2 separate regions of the Homo sapiens genome follow, and region 1 is linked to region 2. Evidence: chromatin loops called from intact Hi-C (ENCODE). Cell type or tissue: PC-9. All regions are shown on one strand. Each heading gives the region's core, and the rest is flanking DNA. Links, peaks and the distances in the headings are about the cores only.

Evidence for each region. A loop is a pair of places that touch in the nucleus more often than their neighbours do. Peaks named below come from ENCODE experiments on the same cell type or tissue, not always from the same donor. Only the 100,000 strongest peaks of a DNase experiment are listed, where the experiment ranks them.
Region 1: a loop joins it to region 2, with 2.5 times the contacts of the local background. A loop is called at or near these places in 2 of 110 quality-filtered maps.

What each region holds. Positions count from the first base shown.
Region 1 is chr5:37,531,878-37,537,261 of GRCh38, forward strand. The region is part of intron 9 of WDR70 (WD repeat domain 70); the gene reads left to right. Among named protein-coding and RNA genes, the nearest start is that of WDR70, 160 kb to the left of the region's middle. RefSeq lists an enhancer at 1,417-2,616. In PC-9, for the core only: no CTCF peak of the experiment used is centred there; a DNase peak (open chromatin) is centred at 2,144; H3K27ac peaks cover 413 bases.
Region 2 is chr5:38,190,747-38,196,130 of GRCh38, forward strand. No RefSeq gene overlaps it. Among named protein-coding and RNA genes, the nearest start is that of LINC02119, 45 kb to the left of the region's middle. In PC-9, for the core only: CTCF peaks have their summits at 2,544 (motif pointing left) and 2,743; no DNase peak of the experiment used is centred there; H3K27me3 peaks cover 1,096 bases.

The DNA.
Region 1 (5,384 bases), core at 254-5,253, 660 kb before region 2:
CTCTATTTTGTTGTATTCTGAGGATTCGTTTCAAAATTTAGAGCTCCTTTTAGCAGTTCTTGTAGTGTTGGCCTGGTAGTGGCGAATTCTCTCAGCATTTTTTTATCTAGAAAAGACTGTACCTTTCCTTCATTTATGAAGCTTAGTTTCACTGGATACAAAATTCTTAGCTGAAAATTGTTTTGTTTAAGGAGGCTAAAAACAGGACCCTAGTCTCTCCTAGCTTGAGGGATTTCTGCTGAGAAATCTGCTGTTAATCCAACAGGTTTTCCTTTATAGGTTACCTGGTGCTTTTGTCTCACAGCTCTGAAGATTCTTTTTATTGTCTTGACTTTTGATAACCTGATGACTGTGTGCCTAGGCAATGATCTTTTTGTGATGAGTTTCCCAGGTGTTCTTTGAGCTTCTTGTATTTGGATATCTAGATCTCTAGCAAGGCCAGGGAAGTTCTCCTTAATTATTCCCTCAAATATGTTTTCCAAAGTTTTAGATTTCTCTTCTTCCTTAGGAACACCAATTATTTTTAGGTTTGTTTGTTTAACATAATCCCAGAGTTCTTGGGGCTTTGTTCATTTTTAAAAATTCTTTCTTCTTTGTCCTTGATGGATTGGGTTAATTCAAAAGCCTTGTCTTCGAGCCCTGAAGTTCTTTCTTCTGCTTGTTCAGTTCTATTGCTGAGACTTTCCAGTGTATTTTGCATTTCTCTGAGTGTGTCCTTGACTTCCAGAAGTTGTGATTGTTTTTTGCTTATGCTATCTATTTCACTGAAGAATTTTCCTTTCCTATCCTGTATCATGTTTTTGATTTCTTTAAGTTGAAATTCACCTTTCTCTGTTGACTCCGTGATTCGCTTAATAATCGACCTTCTAAATTCTTTTTCTGGCAATTGAGATATTTCATTTTCATTTAGATCCATTGCTGGTGAGCTAGTATGATCTTTTGGGGGTGTTAAAGACCCTTGCTTTGTCATATTGCCAGAGTTGTTTTTCTGGTTCCTTCTCATTTGGGTAAATTATGTCAGAGGGAAGATCTGGGATTCAAGGTGGCTGTTCAGATTCTTCTGTCCCATGGGGTGCTCCCTTGATGTGTTGTTCTCCCCTTTCTCCTAGGAATGAGGCTCCCTGAGAGCCGAACTGGAGTGATTGTTTTTGTTCTTCTGAGTCTAGCCGTCCAGTGGAGCTACTGAGCTTCAGGCTGGTACTGGGGTGTGTCCGCAAAGAGTCCTGTGATATGATTCATCTTCAGGTCTTGCAGCCCTGGATAGCAGCACCCGAACCAGTAGAGGTAGCAGGGGAGTGAAGTGGACTCTGTGAGCATCCTTGGTTGTGTTTTTGTTTGGTGCGTCATTTTGTGTTGGTTGGCCTCCAGCCAGGAGGTGGTGCTTTCAAGAGTGCATCAGCTGTGGTCCTATAGCGAGGATGTGGACTTGCCCTACGGGCTGGGCACAGTGTCTTATTCCTGTAATCCCAGCACTTTGGCCGAGATGGGCGTATCACTTGAGGTCAGGAGTTCGACACTATCCTGACCAACATGGTGAATCCCTGTCTCTACTTAAAACAACAACAAAACAACAAAACAATCACCACCACCACCACCACCACCACCACCACCACCACCACCACCACGTTCTAGGAATACCTGGTTAAGTATTCAGGTTTTTCAGGCAGTGGGCGGGGCCATAGAGCTTTCAAGAGATTTTGACCTTTGTCTTTGGTTACCTGGGCAAGTAGAGAAAAACCACCAGCTTGGGGAAGGGATAGGTGTGTCTGTGCTCATTCCCTCCTTGGGCATGGGGCTCGCTTTGGCTGCTGTGGGGGATGGGGGTGTGGTTCCTAGTCCAATGGAGTTATATTCCCAGGGAGATTATGGCTGCCTCTGCTGAGTTACACAGGTTACCAGGGAAGTGGGGGAAAGCCTGCAGTCACAGACCTGTCTCCACTCCCATGCAGTCCCCAGTCCTAAAGGCCAGTCTCATTCCTGCCGTGCCCCCTCACCTGCATCGAGTCTATTTCCAGGCAGCTGGTGACCAGGGCTGAGAACTTGCCCCAGACCGTGAACCTCCCTGTTGAGAAAGCAAGCAGACTTACAGTTTTTCGGTGACTCAGGGAGCCTGCAGTGGTGATCCAGTTACCTCAAAGGGTCTATGGATTCTCTCAGCTTTCCTGGTATGTTCCTGTGGAAATTCTTGGTGCTGCTATCCAGGGCTGCAAGACCTGAAGATGAATCATATCACAGGACTCTTTGCAGACACACCCTAGTACCAGCCTGAAGTTCTGCTCAATACTGTTCATGAACACTGTTCATGATGTGAGTCTCTACACACTGCTCTGCCTGTCTGAGCGGGAGCTGCAAGCTAGTCCTGCCTCCTATTCGCCATCTTAAAGTCCATTTAAAAGGTTTTGAATGGGGTATAAGGAAATCTATTTAACTGTATTAATTCTCTAAACAACAGTTTAGATAAAGTTCCACAGGTGTGACATCTTTTACTGGGTATAAAATGTAGTTTATCCCATTCCTTTAAAAGATAATTCTTTAGTTCCCTGTCCAAATCATTGATTTCATAGTATATTGTACCTTTGAAAATGCATATCAGTTTTTCCCCCCATACTGTACAAATCAGGCTTTTTTTTTTTTTTTGTGACAAAAGTCTTGCTCTGTCGCCCAGGCTGGAGTGCAGAGGCACAATTTGGGCTCACTGCAACCTCCGCCCCCTGGGTTCAAGCGATTATCCTGCCTCAGCCTCCTGAGTAGCTGGGATTACAGGCTCCCACCACCACACCTGGCTAATTTTTGTATTTTTAGTAGAGTCTAGGCTGGTCTCGAACTCCTGACCTCAGGTGATCCGCCCGCCTCAGCCTCCCAAAGTTCTGGGATTACAGGCATGAGCCATCGCACCTGGCCACAAGTCAGGCTTTCTTCAGCCATAGTTCTGTGTGAGGATCAGGAATCTTTAATTGTAGACTCCCATTATATATATTCTTTACAACCTTTTAGAGAAATCTGCCAGTAATAAATTCAGATGGTTTGCTGTTTGGTTGATTTTTTTTTTTCTCACCTCAGAGTGTAGTAATTAGTTATAAGTTAAGCTGTGGAATATCAACCCAGTTGCCTGTTTCACTCAGCAAATATTGTTTGCTCACTATGTGATCTAAGTTTCTGCCTTCATAGGGCTTATATTCTAGTGTAGATGAGTGCTGGGAGACAGATAAGGTACAGCTAGTAATAAATAAATAAAATAGTTTCTCTAGTAGTAAGTGTTAAGAGTAAAGTTAAAGCAAAACGATAAAGAGTAGGAGAGAGGGGTCTACTGCACGTAGAGTAGTCAGAGAAAGCCTTGGAATTGACTTTTTTTTTTTTAAGTTGAGGCTTAAATTATGCAAAGGAGGCAGCCACAGGGAAAGAACTTTTCCTGGACAAAATCCTATTATATTTAATGGCCTTGAAATGTGAATGCAATATGGCATATTTGAGGGAAAGAAAAGACTAGTAGTTGACATTTCATAGATTGGTAGGAAAAGTGAGAGTGATAGGAAATGAGTTTGGAAAAGAGGACAGGGCCACTGAAATAAGGTGTTGTGGGCTAAAATATAAAGTGCTAAAATTTTAAAGTAATGACAAGCCAAGCCATTGAAGAGTACTAAATCTGTACTGTATTTTTAAAATTAAATTAAAATTTAAAAAATTGACTCTTGCTCCTCTCTGGAAGTACCATAATATTATTGGAAAGTCAAAGTCAATAGAAATGGTCTCTTCACAGGTTGTTAACATTTTCCAGTGAGGTAACATTGGGATACTAGCTCATAATAGTTAACATTTATTGAGAACTTAATATATACCAGCACTGGGCAATACATATTATATGTCTGAAGCACTTTATATTATGTTTTCTTCACAGCAGTCGGATAGGTGGTAATGTTATTACATATTCTAAATGAAGAAACTGATTATATTTTTCCCAAGGACACATAATTCCAAGTGTTGCTTGGATAACATGAGCCAGAATGTGAACCCACTGAGTGGTTTGTACACTTTATGAATGGTTGTCACAAACGTGATGATGATTGATTTACAGATATAGGCAGAAGATGCAAATCTCTTTTATATAAGTAATGGATACAAGAACTTACTTTTTAGAAACATGTTGCAGTATTCTCCCCTTTGGAAGGACAAATTTCCTTTGCATTGAATTTCTCTTGTAGGGCACTACAGTGGTGGTGCTACCACATTGTCTGACTGTGATGAGGATTATCTTACTCATCTCCAAGATCTCATCAGTATAAGTAGACTGGGTTTCATTGTATTCCCATGGTTTCTTAGCAATCTGTTATTTCTTTTAGATAAGATATATGTATATTCCTTCTTGCTGAAGACAGCAGATAAAATTGAAAATAGCCATCAAATAAAAGCAGTTTCATTACTTCTCTTCAAATCCTAATATATGGCTTTTGTTTTAAAATATTTTTTTCTTAAAGTATGTTGGATTTGGCACATAACATTATTAAAATAAAGAAATTTTATTCTACAGGTTGAGTAAATGTTACCTGAAATGCTGGGGACCAGAAGTATTTTGGATTTCAGATTTTTTTTAGATTTTGGAATATTTGTATTACTGGTTGAGTATCCCTAAACTGAAAATCTGCAATAAATAATGCCTCAAAAAGCACTCAGAAAGTTACAGATTTTGGAGGATTTTGGATTTTTGGATTAGGGATACTCAAACCTGTATTTCTAATTTTATCATAGGTGTTGAACTTCATCAAATGGTTTTTCCTAATATTTGATGTAATCTTGCTGTTGTTTTTCTTTTGGTCTTTTATTGTGCAGAAGTTTATTAATATATTTTCTGATGTTAAACTAGTCTTACATTCCTGTAGTAAACCATAGTTTTTCACTGAAAAAAAATTCTGCTCTATTTAGGAATTTTGTATTTTATTTACAATTTCAATTTTATGTTGACAAGAAAATTTTTTTTTCCTCTCTAGAGGACTTTTAAATTCTTTTTGTAATACCTTTATTGGACTTTGGAACAGAGATACTGGCCTCTTAAAATGAAGAATATTTCCCTCATTTTCTATTATCTGGCCCCATGTCCAAGTTCCCCATTTCTCCAGAAGGTGGATTTTATAACCATAGCCATAAATAAAAACCTTATGGAACCTCTAAGGTCATCTAACAATTTGAATTAAAATCCAAACCCCGGGAATACAGAATTGTTTTTCAAAGTTTGCTTTGTTTTTAAGTTTAGTTTCTCAGATATTTTTTGGAAAAGGTATGTTTAATAAATCTAGAAGAAATTTTAGCAGTAAGCGGAAGCAGTTGGGAAGAAAATACTGTATATGACAAAAATTTTGGGAAAATATCCATGATATAAGAAAGTGTACTCA
Region 2 (5,384 bases), core at 222-5,221:
GAGAGCCAGGCTAAAACACAAGTGTGACAAGTCGCAGCAATAACATACCATCAGCCTTTGCATGAGTTAGCTGGAGTAGGTTGCTGGTTTCCCAGGAGAAAAAAAAAATGGGCCCTGAGTGATTGAGGCCCTAGAACAGGTAACTATGACTGACGGAGAGTTTAGATAGAAAGAATGCAGGAGCTCAGAGTCAGGGGAACTGTGGTTAGGGACTTTGTGGGGAGCAGAGTGGTGTGAGGAGAGTGCCAGAGCCATGGAGAATGTTAATTACAGAAGCTGATTTTCAAAGTACTACAATAGGCCTGGCGCAGTGGCTCACACCTGTAATCCTAGCACTTTGGGAGGCTGAGGCAGGCAGATCACTTGAGGCCAGGAGTTCAAGGCCAGCCTGACCAACATGGCAAAACCCTGTCTCTACTAAAAATACAAAAATTAGCTGGGCGTGGTGGCATGCACCTGTGATCCCAGCTACTCAGGAGGCTGAGGCAGGAGAATAGCTTGAACCTGGGAGGCACAGGTCACAGTGAGCCGAGATTGTGCCATTGCATTCCAGCCTTGGTGACAGAGCAAGACCCTGTCTAAAAAAAAAAAAAAAAAAACAAAACACTACAATAAATGTTAGATCATTCGTCCCAGTAAGAGCCTTCCCTAGGCAATGTCTGATGTCTAACTTTCATGTAAGACACTGTAGACATCACTTCTTACTAACCTTTGCTCTTTATAAAACTGGCGATCCTACATTATGTGTTCATGACACCAAGAAAAAGCATTGCCCTCGTGAAAGTGCTATGATGATGATGATTGCAGCTGTGCGGGCCAGTATTATCATTTCAATTTCAGTCGGTACCCATTTGTTGAGTGTCATCACACTAGGGAGGATGGTGGGGGAGGAACAGCATGGGATTTGGCGTCCTGGGGCTTGGGTTGGATTCCCAGCTCTGTCACTTTGTTCTGGAACCTTGGATACTTAAGCTTTCAGGGATCCAGTTTCAGCTGGTAAATTGGGATAACAGACCTACCTCACATGCTTTCCAGAGGATCAGATGAGGTGATGCAGTGTGAAAAAGCCATGCTGGATGTGACAGAGGGCTACACAAAGGTGAGCTGCTGTCTAAATCAGGACAGGCTGGGGTCTGCTGCTGTAACAAACAAACAGTAACCTGACATTTCAATGGCTGCATGTCAGCCACAAGTCAGCCTAGGGGGCACTCTGCTCATCAGAGTCACACAGGGACACAGGCTCCTGGAGGAGCCCTTAGCTGCCTGCTCAGGAAAAAAATATGGTAGAGTCTGCATTGGCTCTGAAAGCTTCTGCTTACCTTTCATTAGCCACAGAAAGTCACATGGCCACATCGACTTCCAGTGAGCAGGGAAGTGCCATCCTATCATGTGTCAGAAGGAGATAGAGTTGGAATATTTATTCACAGCCTATGACCCGAACAGTTGCTACTCTACAAGGCTGGATAAGATGTGGTCCTTGTCCTCAAGACGCTTACCAGAGCTCACCTCAAGATCCCTACCCAGGGGTTTTGGAAACATCTCCAGGAAAGTGTACCCTCTTCTTTCTGCCATGGATCCCTGCCCCTGCCTGCCCACCACACGGCCAGGGCCTCATCACTTCTAGCTACCACATGAATGGCTTTGCTAAAAGCAGCTAGAACACCCACATGCTTCCCTGGCCTCTGCCACTCTTGTTGTAAAATAACCTCCAAGGCCTCTTTTTCGGAGCTTGTGCCTTCCCTTTGTCCTTCACCCAGATGTTGAGGAGAGGTGCCCAGGTGGCCAGGTTCGTGACGATCCCCCAGGCTGCAGCTAATTGCACCATGCTTGAATGCAGCTGGGAGGAACAGCTCTTTGCTTGCCTGGAGCCCTTCTTGTACCAGATGTCTGCGGACCTTCCCACCGCCCAAGCTCAGGTCTTACTGCCTTTAGGGAAAGAATGAAACAGGAAAGCTTAGCTCATTTGGTGTCTCTCACCCCAGGTTAGAACCATCTTTCTGTTCTTCTGCTGGAGCAGAGACATCTCTGTAGCTCCCTTCTCCATCACCCAGAGATTCCTGGGGTGGCCTGAGACTCACCAAAGCCTTTTTCTTCCTTCCTCTTGAGTGGTGTCCCTTCTCCTTGGACACTTTAGTTGGAGTCCTGAGAGAGAGAATGAAAGAGTTTAATGCAATACTATTAGTAATAACAATAAATATAATAGGTTACCATGTGCTAGGCTCTGTTCTGAGTGCCTTGCATATATTAACTGATTAAATGTTCACAAGAAGCCTATGAAGTAGGTATTATTAATAGTCCCACTTTAGAAATGAGGAAGAAACGCGCTCAGAGAGGTTATGTAGGTTGTTGAAGGTCACACAGCTAATACGTGGCAGAGCTGCGATTTAACCAAGACCGTGTGACTACAAAGCTCATACAGATCTGTTTTTATCATGGCAATTAGGTCTACAGTGGTTGAGAGAGATGGTTGAGGTTACAGATGGCAAGGGCGCCTTTATTCCTGGTGCTGGCAAAATGGCCTTCCCGGTGTATTAGGAGGTCGTGCCTGCCCTCTGCTGGTCGTGAATGAGCATTGCCACTCAGAGGATGTGGACGAGAACCCGCCGGCAAAGCACTTCACAGGTATTTCAAAGAGAGTAAACAGGCAAATAAACTTGCAGCTTACATGCAGCAGCGGCATATTGACTATTTCTTTCCCTCTGGTTTGGTGTGTTTTACATTTGTTTTTTTCTCCTGGAAAAAAAAAAAAGAGGAATAAAAAGCAAACAGGCAGCTCTCCACCTCTGAGAACAAGCAGAAGAAAACCACAATTATGCAACTATCAAATAACAAGTCTATGTGTTTATTGTCTCATGGAGATTGTAATGTAGTACTAGATGCCCAAAATGTCATCCTAAACAGATGTAAAGGCACATTTTTGGTCGTTCATAACTAAGTTAGGGTAAAATAGTTTCCTAAGTTAATCAGGGTATTCTTCCACTATCGAACGTTGCATGCAAAAAGATTCTTCATTTAAAAAAGTTCAGCTGTTTTGAATTATCTATGTTCAAATAGAAATTTTGTGTCCCTTTCTGATTTGCTGTAGAAAGACAAAGGTGGCCATCTCTGACTAGGCTGCAGTGCAAGTCAGCCGGAGACATAGCACATAGCACATTACAGGGACCCAAGATTTTTGGGCTTATAGTAGTGACTACTCTTAAGGGGACAATCTGGCTTCTTCGAAGGCCCCCAGCCAAGAGGACCCCTTCAGACAAGTCAGTCCTGCCCACTAAATCTTTATGGGGAGGGGAGTAGAAGGGAGAGGAAACACTGCCACGAAAATCTAATCCTGAAAACTGTCCCTGGGGATTAACCAGCTGAAGCCAAGTATTAGTTCTCACACTGCTATAAAGAACACCTGAGATTGGGTAATTTATAAAGGAAAGAGGTTTAATTGACTCAGAGTTCCACATGGTTGGGAAGGCCTCAGGAAACTTACAATCATGGCAGGAGGTGAAGGGGAAGCAAGTCACATCTTACTTGGCGGCAGGAGAGGGAGACAGAGAGAGGAAATTTACAATCATGGCTGGAGGTGAAGGGGAAGCAAGGCACGTCTTACCTGGTGGCAGGATAGGGCAAGAGAGCAAATAGGGAAGTGCTACTTTTAAACAAATCTCATGAGAACTCACTCATGATCACAAGAACACCGTGGAGGAAACCTCCCCCATGATCCAATCACCTCCTACTGGGTCCCTCCTTGGATTACAATTTGAGATGAGATTTGGGTGGGGACACAGAGCCAAACCATATCAAGCCCCTTGTAACAGGTACGTGACCTGAGGAGTCATGGCCTCTAAAGGTTGGATCTTCAGCTCCCAGACAGAGAATTGTCAGCATTCGTAGTTCTTAACTTGGATATTTAAAGTTTCCCTCTCTGAGAAGTTTGAGCAAGTTACAGGACATAGGTCACACCCACAGCAAAACTTTCATTGATCAGGGCTCTTGTGTGTATTTTTCACCCCCTGCCAACACACTCTACTTAAGTAAATGTGAAAACCTCAAGAAAACTGCTGATCAGAAGATTCAGTAAAGCGGACCTACTTTCAGGACATACCTTAGGATCTGTGCATATTCAGATATCCTGCATACCATGCTTGGACCAGGTACATTTATATCACGACCTTGGCTAACTTTTTCTCATCTATGCTCACTGCTTCAAATAATCGCCTCAACATGGGGCACTTGCAAGTCTGCTTCCTTACTGCTGCCTCTGTCCTGGGATCTGGATTGGCGTTTCCAACTGCCTGATGGGTAGCTCCATCTAGATGTCCCCCCAGGACCCGCAAGCAGCATGTCCAGATCTGACCCAAGCATCCCATCCCTGAAAGTCCCCTTGAATGCTTTATTTCTTTTAACGTCATCACAATTCTCCTTGGGATTCCAGCTCAAAGCCCCAAACTCCTCCACTTTGCCTCATGCTCTGTCCCACCAAATGGACCTGGCCAGCTGCGATTCTCTCCTACCTCTGTGCCTTCTTGACCTCCCCCTGTCCTGACTCCCTCCTGGCATGATGTCCTGGACAAGGGGGAGTTTCAGAGCCAGACATGGGTTCAAATCCCAGCTCCATTATTTATTGCATATCTGAATGTGGACTTTTTCCCTTAATTTATTCGAGCCTCATCTGTAAAATTGAAACAAATATGTACCTCGTAAAAGTAATTGTGAGATCAATCAGATAATATAGATTAAATGCCTGGTATAGGGTGAATGTTAAATATATGTTATTTTTCTACCCTCTCATTCAGGCTTCATTATTTCTCACGGGGGCTAACTTTGAGTAGCCTCCTAATTCATCCTTGCCTCTTTGCTCTCCATCACAAGCACTGATTGCATATCCACTACTTGCCAGGCACTGGGCTAGTCACCAGGAAGAGAAACATTAAACAAGTCCACAAGGCCCTGCCCCTGTGAGGCTTACAATTCAATGGAGAAAGTAACATTCTCTCCTTCCTGTGATTTATTGTCACTCTTGTACCTGATGGATCTTGCTTAAGCACAGATTACATGTCATTTTTCTACTCAAGACTGTTAGTGGCAGCCCATTTCCCATCTCATGAGATATCTTTCTTTGGCTGGCATTTAAGCCCTTCTGAATTAATAAAGTTCTCATTTGCTTTTGTAGCCCAATTTCCTTCCACTGCCCCTATGTATATCCTCCTTTCTGTCCAAGTAGAATTACTTGTCAATCCCAGTATAATGGACATTTGTCTTTTTAAAAACTACCGATCCTTGTGGGACATCTTTTCTGTTTCAGAGAAATCTCCATGAGTGAGTCTTGGTGAAAGGCAGAAACTCACAGTCCTTCTCTTTACTCGGTGGATACCAGCATGTAAGCAAATAAACCG